Linked DNA regions of Homo sapiens: region 1 is linked to region 2. Evidence: chromatin contacts called from ENCODE Hi-C data. All regions are on one chromosome and are shown on one strand. Each heading gives the region's core, a stretch centred on a gene start or an enhancer-like site at or near the end of the contact. The rest is flanking DNA. Distances are from core to core; before and after follow the strand shown.

Region 1 (6,440 bases), core at 2,838-5,337, 1.0 Mb after region 2:
ATAGCCCAGGTCAGGCTGTACCCCAAAACTAGTTGTGGAACTAGACTTACCAAAAAACAAAAACTCTTGCATTTCAGAACTGCAAATAAAGGATGTGGACCTGCATATCCTCCAATAGCCCATATGTCAGCAAGCCTAGCCCTGGAGGACACCAAGAAGACTCATGAAGGGTCCACTGTCATGCTGAGAAATATGGGTAACATACAAGCATACAAGACAAAAAGTGGGTAGGGAAAACAAAAGCAAAAGGGGCAAATAAGAAATACATCAGGTAGAAATTGCCACCCATGACCGGGCACGGTGACTCACGTCTTAATCCTAGCACTTTTGAGAGGCTGAGGCAGAAGGACCTCTTGAGCCCAGGAGTTCGAGACCAGCCTGGGCAACACAGCAGGACTTCACCTCTATAAAAATATAAAAAAAATTAGCCAGGTGCGTGGTGGCACACACCTGTAGTCCCAGCTACATGGGAGGCTAAGGTAGGAGGGTCGCTTAAGTCCAGAAGATCAACACTGCAGTGAGCTGTGATCATGCCACTGCACTCCAGCCTGGTGACAGAGCGAGACTTCGTCTAAAAAAAAAAAAAAAAAGACATGAGAAAAAAAGACATTATGCGGCCGGGTGCAGTGGATCATGCCTGTAATCCCAGTACTTTGGGAGGCTGAGGCGGGCGGATCACGAGGTCAGGAGTCTGCGACCAACCTGATCAACATGGTGAAACCCTGCCTCTACCAAAAGTACAAAACTTAGCCAGGCGTGTGGTGGCGCCCCAGCTTCTTCTTCGTGGAGGCTGAGGCAGGACAATCGCTAGAACCCGGGAGGCGGAAGTTGCAGTGAGCTGAGATTGCACCACTGCACTCCAGCCTGGGAGACAGAGCAGGACTCCATCTCAAAAAAAAAAAAAAGTCTAGTGCCTAACACAGTATCTGTGACACAGTAAGTGCTCAATAAATATCAGCTTTTATTTTTCAAGGGGCGAGGAAGGTGTATTTTGAAAAAGCATATACTATTTATTTTTTTAAAGGCCTACAGAAAGTAAAGCTTAACAAACTCTTGGCTGGTGGATTGCCCAGAAAAGAGAGAAAGCCATGAAAAGCACTATGCTAAACTACTGAATGCCAGGGATATAACCTCTTAATTCCAGTTAAAATTCCCAGGTACTAACATCTGCCATGCACAGCTCTCCAGTGTCTTGTCTGCTCCCACTGAAGATGTAAAAAGAATTATACTTCACCAGGAATCTTGTCAAATTACTACACACCTCCTTCCTTAAAAAAGAAAAAAAGTCTTTCTCTGTATGTAAATTATTAAAACCCTCTTAATTACGAAGTGCCAATCTTTCTAAGCTATTTATCTCTGAACAAAATTATAGTATATAAAATAATTATCTGGAGATTATGAAGCATTTATGAAAATGTTCCTAATACAGCAAAACCAGGTTCTTACTTGAATCCTTATAGACTCTTCTGTGTTCCCCAGTATACAGCACTGCAAATCATGGGAACTATATATGTAGCCCAAATTTTCCTCAATGGTCAATCGTTCTCCACTATCTCTCTCAGTTTATGGCATCAGAAAAAACCACCTGGATTTTTTGTCTCCCCACCAATTCTATTACAGCCATCATTTGCTAAACTAAAATGCTATTGCTTTTGCAACTTCCTTAGCAGAGAAGGTAGGACCCACCTACCCTTTTCACATAAATATAGCACAGGGTACCACTCAGGCCCTACTAACCAAAGCACAAATCTAGAATTTCACTTCAGATAATTAACCAGAGGCTCATTTAGACATTACTGCATAAATAAACATTGGTTCCATGTTTATTTTTCTCATGAAAAATGTGAAAAACATTGAAATAATTTCTCTCAATAGGAAAAGATAATGTATCAAGTGAAAGCAAAAACCTCATCTAATGTGGTTCTGCTATCTAAATCTGAAATGCCCTAAGGCAACTCTCCAATACAGGCTGGAGGGCAACGCTACAGAAGTCACATACAGAAGGCTACCCTGATCCACAATTCCACCCTCCTCTGAAATAAAAAGGGCAACAACACTGTACTATGTAGAGTATAAATAGAAAGTGGTCTAGATGGTCTAACATAAGTACATAAAATAAAAAAGAAAAGACTTTTCACCTATAGTTACCTAAATAGCAAATTCTTTAGGAAACCAAGTTTTTTTGGTTGTTTTTTGAGGCGGAGTTTTGCTCCTGTCGCCCAGGCTACAGTGCAATGGCACCATCTCGGCTCACTGCACCCTCGCCTCCCGGGTTCAAGTGATTCTCCTGCCTCAGCCTCCCCAGTAGCTGGGATTACAGGCGCTTGCCACCACGCCCAGCTTTTTTTTGTATTTTTAGTAGAAACAGGGTTTCGCCATGTAAGCCTGGCTGGTCTCGAACTCCTGACCTCAAGTGATCCACCTGCCTCGGCCTCCCAAAGTGCTAGGATTACAGGCATGAGCCACCGCGCCCGTCCAGGAAACTAAGTTTATATAGCAGAACCATGTGCACAATGAAAGCATTCAAAAATACAACTGTCAGAGATATCGGAGTATTTTATTCAAAGTCTGAGTTCTTAAAAAAAAAAAACAAACCCTACTTTATAAACAGACCAGTTTTGAGATTAAAATGTAAATCCAAACTTTCCTGTTATAAATCTCAGCCTTGTAAAGAGGAGGAGCTTCCACTGCCTTTTCAAGGCTAACTTCGTTTAAAGTCCTAACGCACCGAAACAGACGCCAAGTCTACTACCCACCACCCATTGGCTCAAAGGAAGCCCCGCCCCGTACAGCCACGGTAACTGAACATCAAGGGAACCCCAGGGAAGGTTTTCCCTCCGCCACATTTCTAGTCTCTGATGACTCCCTGCCCCTCCCCTACCATCACCACCGCGGATCTAGGGTTCCAGCACCAGCCACGCACGCTCCTACAAGAGGACCTTGGGCACTTCGCCCCAATAGTTACAACCAAGAGGGGAGTGGGGGTGACCATGCTCCCACTCTCCTGGCTGCACGGTGCCAGACACGCTGCATGGAGCAAAGCGGAGAAAGCAGCTCCGGCACAGGGCCCTTGTGCCCCCAGGCAGAAGGCATGACCCAGCCACAAGAGTAAGTCCTGACACCTCCACAGCTCCCAGTCGGCGGGTGCCCCTCCCTCCCCACGGAGACATAGGGCGGGGCAGATCTAGGCGCCGAGACTCCCAGCCAGACCCGACAGCGGGCTTTCCCTAGCACCTCCTCATTGCCAAGGAGGCGGAAACCCGGGGCCTGGGCGGGGTGCAGGGGGGGACGGCCAAGGGGAGTGGCATCACGGATCAGTACGGCCCCTCCGGCCAACCGGATCCCAAGAAGGCGGAGGAACTCAGACTTCACGCCCCCTCCCTGCCGCGCCCTGAATCTACACGCGGGAGACCCCCCCCTACCCCTCCCCGACCCCAGCAGGCCAGAGCGCGGCCGCCAGCCCGAGGCCCCGCCCACCCCAGGAGGAGGGGAGGGGGTGGTCGGCCGCAAACTGCACTCAGCGCGAAGCCGGCCCCGCCCCTTTCTCCACAATCGCACGCGCGCGCCGGCCCCGCCTCTGAGCGGCGGCGCGAGAGCCCGCCCCCCTCCGCGCGCACCGGGACTACGCTCTCCTCCCCCTCCCGCGCGGAGAGCTACCCCGCTCCGCCCCCCACCCCCCTCACACAACCACACACCTCCCGCCCGTCTGCTCTACGGGAAGCCGAGGAGGTCAGCCCCCCCCCCCCAAAATACACACCCTCGAGTCCGGCGTTACCCGCCACCAGGCTCCCGCCCGGCCCCCGGCCCAGCGTGCTCTCACCGCAAAGCTGCTTCGGCCGCTCGTCACTGCGTGTCCCTCTCAGCGTGAGCCGCGAGCTCAGCAGGGAGGCCCCGAGAACGGCGCGGGGCACAGGCCCGCCGAAGCGGACTGCCAGCTACCTCTCCACTAACGAAGCGGTCACAGGCTCCGGTGCCCAGACTGGGAAGGAGGGAGGGAGGGAGGGAGGGAAACTCCGAGGGGGGAAGGGGAGGGGGGAAGATGGAGAAACCGTCTCCGCCGCCTCTACCGCCGCGGCCGCTTCTCTGTTACCCGGGAAATCCCGCCCACTCCCCCGACCCCGCCCCGCAGAGGGAAGACTCAGCTTCGTTCCAATACAGGACGCAATACCCGCCCGTCAAAGACTCAGCCAACCACCGAGGCCTGTCTTATGATTTTCCCGCCCCTTCCCCCTCGACTGGTAGGGGAGGGGGAGCCGCTCTCCTTCTCCACGCCCCTATTGGCGGGGAGCTTCCCTAACTCAACCCCGCCTATTGGAGACGGACTGCTGAAGCCCACCCCCGAGCCCCAACACTATTGGAGGAAGCAGGGAAGCTCTTCCTGTCTCATTGGAGGACACCACATAACCCGCCCTGCAGCGTCTCAGCCACAGGCCTAACAAGTTGGCTCCCGCCTCCGCTGGTCATCGCATTGGAAGGCTACCCCTGGCTCTCCCACCGCCCCAGTAAGGTAAGTAACCGATGTGGGGTAAAATGTCTGTAAGTGAAACAGGCTCCGCCTACCGCACTGCCGGGCCAGGCCCCGCCCCAAGAGTCGGATTGGATATCTTGGCGCTGGTAGGACCCTCCATTGGCCAGGGCGCCCGTCTAGGAAGGAGCTAATTCCACCCTGCGCGAGGAGGCTGAACCTTAGCAGTCCTTTTGTGGAATGTTTACACTAGAGACTGAAGCTCGGAGTTCCAGGGCCCGAGATAGGAGGGGGAGCGGAGCTCATCAGCGGAGACTCCACATCCTAGGATTTGAAGGAAAGGCAGCCCACCATGGAGGACTCCCTCACAAAAAAAATGAGAGAATGAGAACTCATCCTTCCGTCCAGTTATCTTTACAGTTTACATTCTACACACTGCGTCCTTGTAAACACAAATATCCGGAGCAGCTGGCAACTCCTTTCAGCCAAGTAGAGTACAGAACTAAGGTCTGGAGACCTAGGCGGAGAAGTAAACTCCCTAGAGCTGAATATGCAGTCCTAAGAGGGCGGAGATAACCAAAAGAGAGGCGGGCTCTAACAGCCACCGCCCTGGCAAGCCTCCGGAAGGCGGAGCGTGAGGCACAAGGTACTCACGATCTCCCGGGTGGATCTGGAGGCATCCTCAGAACTGAGAAAGGAGAGGAAAACACCAAAACAGGCCACGGCATAAATTAACATTGGGGACATGCCACACTCAGAGAATGGATAAAATTTCCGTAGTTGGGGACATAAGATAACGGCTGTTCACCTTCTCCTTGGCCGGGAGTGTTAATAGCAGTTCCTGTGCCCTCTCTGTGTAGGTAACAGTGCCTCGAACACACAGTGAGACAAAGTGCTTTCAATTCCTAGTTTGCTTTTATTTATTCACCAAATAGGGCGTGGGCCTGACGCTGATCTTACTTTGGGGGGCGCTCTCTCAGCGCCAGGAGAGGTGACGGGATTACGTTGTTACCGCTCTCCCGAATAAGTAGAACCCTCCTCCCAGAGAGCTAAGACCCCAAGGGACACGCCCAGGGAACCCACGCCTAGGTCCAACACTGTCCTCCCTCTGCAATCCAGCGGAAACGGCCAGGAACGAGCTCTGGCAGCAGGTGGGCCTGACTCCAGCGATGGCTTCGAGCCGCGAAACCACAGCAGCGAATTGTGAACTCCAAGGGTAGCCGACAGGTGGGAGCAGCCTCGCCAGTAGCCAAGCCCTGCCCCAGGACAGAGCTCTAAAAATAAGTCAGACCAACGAAGCGACCCCAGGGCCAAACTGCTCGGAGGTTAGGAGGAAGCGGCACTCCAGCAGAACTGACCCACGGCTACTTTTAACTTTGCGCCGCCTTCCACCACTAGACTGAGTACCACAGGGCATTCCCACCATGGTATCAAGAACTACTCAGAACCCAAGCCAGCATTAGGCCGCCCACGACTTCCCGTGAACACAGGGTACCACCTGCGCTAAGATCTCGCCTAAGGGCCCCAGGCCAGGGCACTAGGTTGTCAGAGTCTCAGATACAGCCAACTAAGGACAGCCGCTGCCATGCCTAGGAAAGAACAGACACTTGCAGCGTCTGCAGAGTTCTCGAGCTTAAGCTCAGGGAAGTCAAGGGGCACGGAAATAGCCAAGCGACAGGGTTAGAACTTTAGTACTTGGCCCCGGCCCCGAAAGGCAGATCTCAAACCCAGCAGAACCTCCGGAGTTTCGCTCCCGAAATCCACTCCGCACTGTAATCCCCTGGCTTCACCCCGAAGGCTACTAGGTCTCGAGCCTCGGTGGAACCTTTGTGTGGCTTCTCGGCTCTCCCCGCCCCCCTCGCCAAGGGCGCCGAGCCTAGGACTTCCGGGCGGGAGGGCAGTTCGAAGGAGCTAGGCGGGCCTCACACATGTGCGGAGCGCGCTCAAGAGCGGAGGGAGGCGGGGAGCAAGGGTG
Region 2 (6,114 bases), core at 1,401-3,900:
TGCTTCTCTCTGCTGTGTGTATCACTTGTATTAACCGCGAACCCAGCAAAGAGAGCAGGAGCTTGGGCCGGGCACAGTGGCTCACACATGTAATCCCAGCATTCTGGGAGGCTGAAGCAGGTGGATGACTTGAGGTCAGGAGTTTGAGACAAGCCTGGTCAACATGGTGAAACCCCGTATCTACTAAAAATTAAAAAAAAAAAAAAATTAACCAGGCGTGGTGTAATCCCAGCTACTCAAGAGGCTGAGGCAAGAGAATCACTCGAACTCGGGAGGCAGAGGTTGCAGTGAGTCAAGATCGTGCCACCGCACTCCAGCCTAGGCAACAGAACAAGATCCTATCTCAAAAAAAAAAAAAAAAAGTAAAAGTAGAACCCCTGTTTCTTGAGGACAAAGATTAGATGCATCTTTTTGTTGTGAAATTTTGGTAAACTACTTACTCTTTCTCAGCCTCAGTTCTTTGAACTATGAAATGGAGACAATAGTAATAGTATCAACCTCAAAGGGCTGGTGAGAAAACTAACCAAGACAATTCACACAAAGTTTCAGAACAGTCCCGGGCAGGTGCGTGACTTACGCATTTGGCTTTTGTTCACCACTATTACTACTTGCTTATTGAAGCTGAGCCAGGTGGCTGAGCAATGTCCCTTTCTGGCAAGGAGGGTGGAGGCAAGTGTCACATTTCAGAAAGATCCCTGGGCTCCTGTTGAATCTGTCCCCACACCAAAACATGCCCGTGGGGGCTCTAGCTCCTGCCCCAGCAGCGAAAGGGGCTCCTCCTTCTCTGGTGCCCAGTCCTAGCTCACCTGCTCTTCACAAGCCTCCTCCCAGCACAGCCTGCACCACACAGGTGCTCAGTAAGGGGGTTGCTCTGAACAGGGAGCAGGCCCACATGCTGAGAGTGGTGGAGGCGTGCAGGCTCTGATGACCACCTGAACCCAGACTCCAGGGCAGGACAGGTCCTTACAGACCGTAAGGGCTTCCTGCCTACCCTCTTCCCATGCAGTTACCTCAACCCTGGGACACCAGGAAGGTTGAGCATTCCAGGAAAGCCCCGACCCACCCAGGAAACCCAAGTACCTGGTGGGGCCTCATCTGGCCCATTGTCCTGAAAGGACAGGAATAAAGGCTCTCTCCTCATGGCCACACACCCTAGGGACGTCCAGCCTCCAGCTTTCTGTGGGTGGGGCAAATGACTGAGGAGGCTTCCCTCCCTGCAGGCGCCTCCCTCTGGGGCCTCCTGTGGTCCAGTCGTCCCTGGTCCCCAGCTCTCAGGTGGGTCATAGGGCATCTCAGCAGGACCACCAGGAAGAGCATCAGGAGGGGAAGGAGCCAGAGAGCCCTCCAGGCCAGTGCACTGCTAACTCAACATCTCATCTTCCTATCTCGTCCCTTCTGCTCACCTCCGGAGACTCCCCCTCCCCTCTCATGCTCTTCACTGGCAGGTTATGATGGCCCAGAGATCCCCACCAGAGTCCCAGATATCAGTGGGGATCCCAGCCTATTCCTCCAAGCTCCCAGTTGCCAGTGACAGGGAGGCAGAAACAGCCTGGAAATTAACTGTGGGTTCTCCCTGAGCCTGTGGATACATGGAAAGAGAGCTTCACCACCACCCCCTTCTCTGAATATACATACAGGATCTGAGGAGGGAGGATTCTGTGTGGATGCATGTGTGCACAGATGTGCATGTTTGTACGTGTGTATGGGTGAGCAGGTCATACGTGTGGTCCCATGTGCCCACCTGTTGTATATATGCATGCTTGTTTTGTGTAAGTGAGCATAAGAGGTCAAGCCAGAGAGAGAAATAGGAACAAGGAGAGACAGAGAGAGAGAGAATAGAAACAGAGACCAACAGGGAAACAGAATGAGACTGAGACAGAGAACAACAGAAGGCCAGACAGGTAGACAAGCCACAGTTCCATCTTCCCTGGTGCTGGCTGCCAAGGCAGACAACTCTCCTCTCACTTCATTGATGTTCTGCCTGTGTTTATACCCATGATTGGGGTGGAGTTCAGGAAAGGATGTATCAGGGCTAGGACGCCCCCACCTCCACACTCACAGGGCCAGTCAGGGCCCTCTGCAGGGGCTGCCATTTCCTCAAGCTGAGGAATGGGCTTGGATCCCTCGGATGCCTTCCAGGGTGCAGGGGCGCTCCCAGTGACTGGGCTCTTGTGGTGGCTGGGGAGGGGGAGCTCCTCTGACAGGCCCCATGCTGGGGGAAACGTCCTGAGACTGACCTATCACGGGCTGACATGCACACCAAGGAGGTCTCACATCTGCTGGGAAATGAGGGGCTGGTGGAGGTGAGAAAACCTCAAGTTCTAATGCCTTCCCAACACCTTCACCTCACCTGAGAAGCTTCTAGATTCCACCCACCCCTGTTTCCTTGGGGGAGGGTGTTGTGTGGAGGTGGGAAGAGGCAGGAGTCCAGGTTCTAGGCCAGGCTCTGAAGGGGCAGGTAGCTCAGAGCAAGAGGCTGGCCTTGCACCTGCTCTGCCTAATGGGACAGTAATGCCCACGATGGCATTCCGCCTCTGAGGGCTGTGGTGAGGCTGTGGAGAGATGTCAGGGACAAGAAAAGGCCTTGGAAACCAGCTGTGGGAAGAACAGCCCATGAGCTCAGCATTTCCCCTGGCTTCCCCGAAAGCCGGCCCCCAGGAGAGGAAGGTGACTGTGACTTCTGCCGCCACCACTTCCTGCAGCTGGGACCCTGCTCACTCAGAATGTGGAACCGTCATGGGCCAGCAGTGTCACCTGCACACTCACTCCTGCCACCAGGAAACCCTTCTGCAGGGCAGGTCCCCAAGCCCCGTATCTCAGGTTCTGACCAGGATGTGTCCTCAGCAGTGGTCGCCCGACATTGATGGGAGGGACGGGTCCCAGCTGGGCATCAGGATATGGAGGGTTTCATTCCAGCTCTGCCACCAAGGTACTGGTTGCCTCGAGGCATTCCCCTTGCTGGACCTCATTGAGGAGACTTCCTGTATTGCTAAGCAGGCAGGAACCCCAGAAGCTCAGAGCCGGAAGGCACCAGGGCTTCCCACAAGATGTGGAGGACCCAAAACAGGGAGACAGGCCCTGGCACCTAAGCGTTCCTTCTGGGCTCTACACAAGGTGTGGGTGGCACCAGAGCTACTGCAGGCTACTTGATCCAAGGGGCAGTCCTGCTCCACCGTGGGCTGGACGAAGACATCATCTACTCCAGGGCATCCACGCGTGGGGTGGGAGCCAACAGACCTGCGGTGCTGCCTTCCAGCTTGGGACTGGCCCCCGTACTCCATCCCGTGCACCCAGCCCTTCCGGCTCACCCCTTCCATGGCATGTTGTGCTCTCTCGCACCCCATGCTTTGCATGTGCTGGTTTCATTACCTGCAACACCTTCACCCCACTTGTGTCTGGCTAGCGTCCCCTCCAGAATGGAGAGTGGACAAAACATGGGGTCTGGAATTCCAGGGGTCAGGGCCCAGGCTGTTAGGAAAGGCAGAGTGTGAAGCAGACCCTCAGCAGGCCTCACAGCAGGGAGTGCTGAGCTCAGGGTTCTCAGGGGCCAGGATGGGACAGACGCCGAGGAGATGGGGGTCGGTAGCTGGGGCAGATTGTGCAGACAGTCTGGATTGTGGAGGAGCTGCCGGGCGCAGGGCCCCACTTGGCGCGGGCGGCTGTGGGGGAGGCTGAAACTGCAGACTATTTTTAGGCTCCTGCTGAATTGAGAGATGAGGATGCTCTGGGCTACAAGCCCTCATTCGCTGGGGAAAGACTAAGGGGGCCCCAGTTCCCCCGATCTGCCCCCAGAGCTCAAAGTCTCCAGAGCTTCCTCTTTTGTCTCTAGGGACCAAGGGCTGGGGTCAGGAAGTGGACTGGAAGTATCCCCAGCACCCTAGATAGGCAAACACCCACAAGAAGTGATTTCCATACCATTTGCACACTGCCCTGCTTCCTGATCAGAAGGAACGGAAACGTTCCCTTTCAGAAGACCCTCAGCGGAGCAGTGCATTCACCAGAGTCCACTTTCACCTGCCCCACTGGGTATCAGGAGAGTCCCAGGAGAGCGACACAAGCTCTAAAGTCAGAAAGCACAAACGGGGGTTGTTAGCACTGTGGTGTAGCATCCGCTAGGCTCGGGGTAGCAAATAAGTTCCATCTGATCAATTGCTGGTGACTCCTAAGGAGAAATGCTGGTGAGGATCCATTCATTCATTCCACAAATAATTTACTGACCACCTACTGTGTGCTAGGTGCTACTCTAGGTGCTATGAAATTTAGCTGTGAACAAAAAAAGACAAAATTCCCTGCCCCCGCAGAGCAGATATTCCGTAACAGTGTTGTCCAACAGAAATACAATATGAGCCACACACATAATTTAAAATGTTCCAGTAGCCACACTAGATAAAAGTTAAAGAAGACCAGGAGCGGTGGCTCACGCCTGTAATCCCAGCATTTTGGGAGGCCAAGGCGGGCAGATCATTTGAGGTCAGGAGTTGGAGACCAGCCTGGCCAACATGGTGAAACCCCGTCTCTACTGAAAATACAAACATTAGCCGGGCGTGGTGGCGGGCGCCTGTAATCTCAGCTACTCGGGAGGCTGAGGTAGGAGAATCGCTTAACCTGGGAGGCGAAGGTTGTGGTGAGCCAAGGTCCTGCCACTGCACTTCATTCTGTGCTACAGAGCAAGACTCCATCTAAAAAACAAAACAACAACAACAAAAAAAGTTAAAGAAATAGGTGGAATTAATTTTTGTATGTTATCTAGCCAAATATATCTTATATCTGAAATATTATCATTTCTTTTTTTCTTTTTTTTTTGAGACAGAGTTTCATTCTTGTTGCCCAGGCTGGAGTAAAATGGAGCAATCTCAGCTCACTGCAACCTTTGCCTCCCAGGTTCAGGCGATTCTCCTGCCTCAGCCTCCCAAATAACTGGGATTACAGGTACACGCCACCATGCCCACCTAATTTTTGTATTTTTAGTAGAGACAGGGTTTCACCATGTTAGCCAGGCTGGTCTCAAACTCCTGACCTCAGGTGATCTACTGACCTCAGCCTCCCAAAGCTCTGGGATTACAGGTGTGAGCCACCACGCCCAACCTCTAATATTATCATTTCAAAGTGTAATCGATGTAAAAATTTAAGGTCATTTTTTTCATATTATGTTTTCAAAATCCAGTGTGTTGTTTATACTTACAGCACATCTCAATTCAGATGAGCCCTATTTCAAGTGCCCAGTAGCCCCCAGAGAATGCAAGTTCTGAAGAAAATCACTCATATGAGCTCAGGAAAGGAATGCCACAATTGATCAGCAATGCCTGCTCCAGGCATAGGCTACAGCTGAATCAAGCTGCAAGCCATGTGTTTCCCCACCATGATATAGGCTCAGCCCCAAAGGACGTGTTCACCTCTACCTAAGCCCTTCTGAGCTCATTTATTTTGCCCAACTTGAAAGAACTGCCAGAGTTCTGGGACCTTGACTTGGTTCGAGTGCAGCGGTTCTGGTGTGAACACCACCCTACAGAAACGCCCCAGCATACTAACAGGGCCAGCGCCTCCCGAGTGTGGTTCTGTGCTCCTTCCCTTGGTGGGGGCTGACTCATGGCCATTGGTGACCCTGAGAATGTGGATTTTGTTTTTGTTTTTCTCCCAAGGTCTCTTCCTCCCAGAGTTAACCAATATTGAGATAAAAGTGTTTCCGAGCCAGATTTAGCCATTTCAGCCCCATTCCACTGGCCCAAGCCTACAGACCTCCTGTCTGGCACTGTAGCCAGGATGGCTGCACTTTCTTTTCCAGTAAGCAGAAGGCTAAAATTGGACCATTTAAGGAGCTAGAAACACCTGGAAATGGTGAGGAGTGGGTCTTTGGTGTAAGAGATGGGGTGTAAGAAAACACGGATCTCAGGCTCCCATTATCCTCACCATTATTATCATTATCATCTACCCCACCCCTGCTCAAAATCCTTCAATTGCTCCCTAGTGTCTGCAGGATAAAGATCTTGCTTTAGTTCCCAGGATCGGGAACTGCTGGAGTCATCCAGTCTCACCTCTAGATACTCTCCCTTCTCTCATCTTATTCATTCATTCAGTAAGAATGTCCTGAGCACCTAATATGTGCCAGGCACTGTT

The links. Hi-C counts contacts between places; a loop is a spot of excess contacts on that map. Pooled maps may share reads with other maps.
Region 1: a map with no recorded cell type shows a loop between it and region 2 (13-fold over the local background). The contact joins the promoter of SIN3A here to the enhancer-like site in region 2. A Hi-C loop is called at or near these places in 20 of 37 single-sample maps with no recorded cell type and 9 of 50 pooled maps.

Annotation. Positions count from the first base shown.
Region 1 is chr15:75,447,603-75,454,042 of GRCh38, forward strand. It overlaps SIN3A (SIN3 transcription regulator family member A), which reads right to left and starts at 4,088. Exons shown (of 21, transcript NM_001145358.2): 1 at 3,821-4,088. RefSeq lists enhancers at 2,506-3,425, 2,853-2,982, 4,693-4,742, 4,972-5,503, 5,504-6,036 and 2 more and silencers at 3,233-3,732, 3,953-4,052.
Region 2 is chr15:74,400,446-74,406,559 of GRCh38, forward strand. No RefSeq gene overlaps it. Among named protein-coding and RNA genes, the nearest start is that of MIR6881, 7.9 kb to the right of the region's middle. RefSeq lists enhancers at 997-1,497, 2,227-2,276, 2,497-3,026, 2,642-3,607, 3,157-3,246 and 5 more and a silencer at 2,522-2,731. Within about 2 kb of position 2,651, at least 11 of the 41 ENCODE cell types and tissues checked have a DNase peak (open chromatin) inside an H3K27ac peak, as active enhancers do.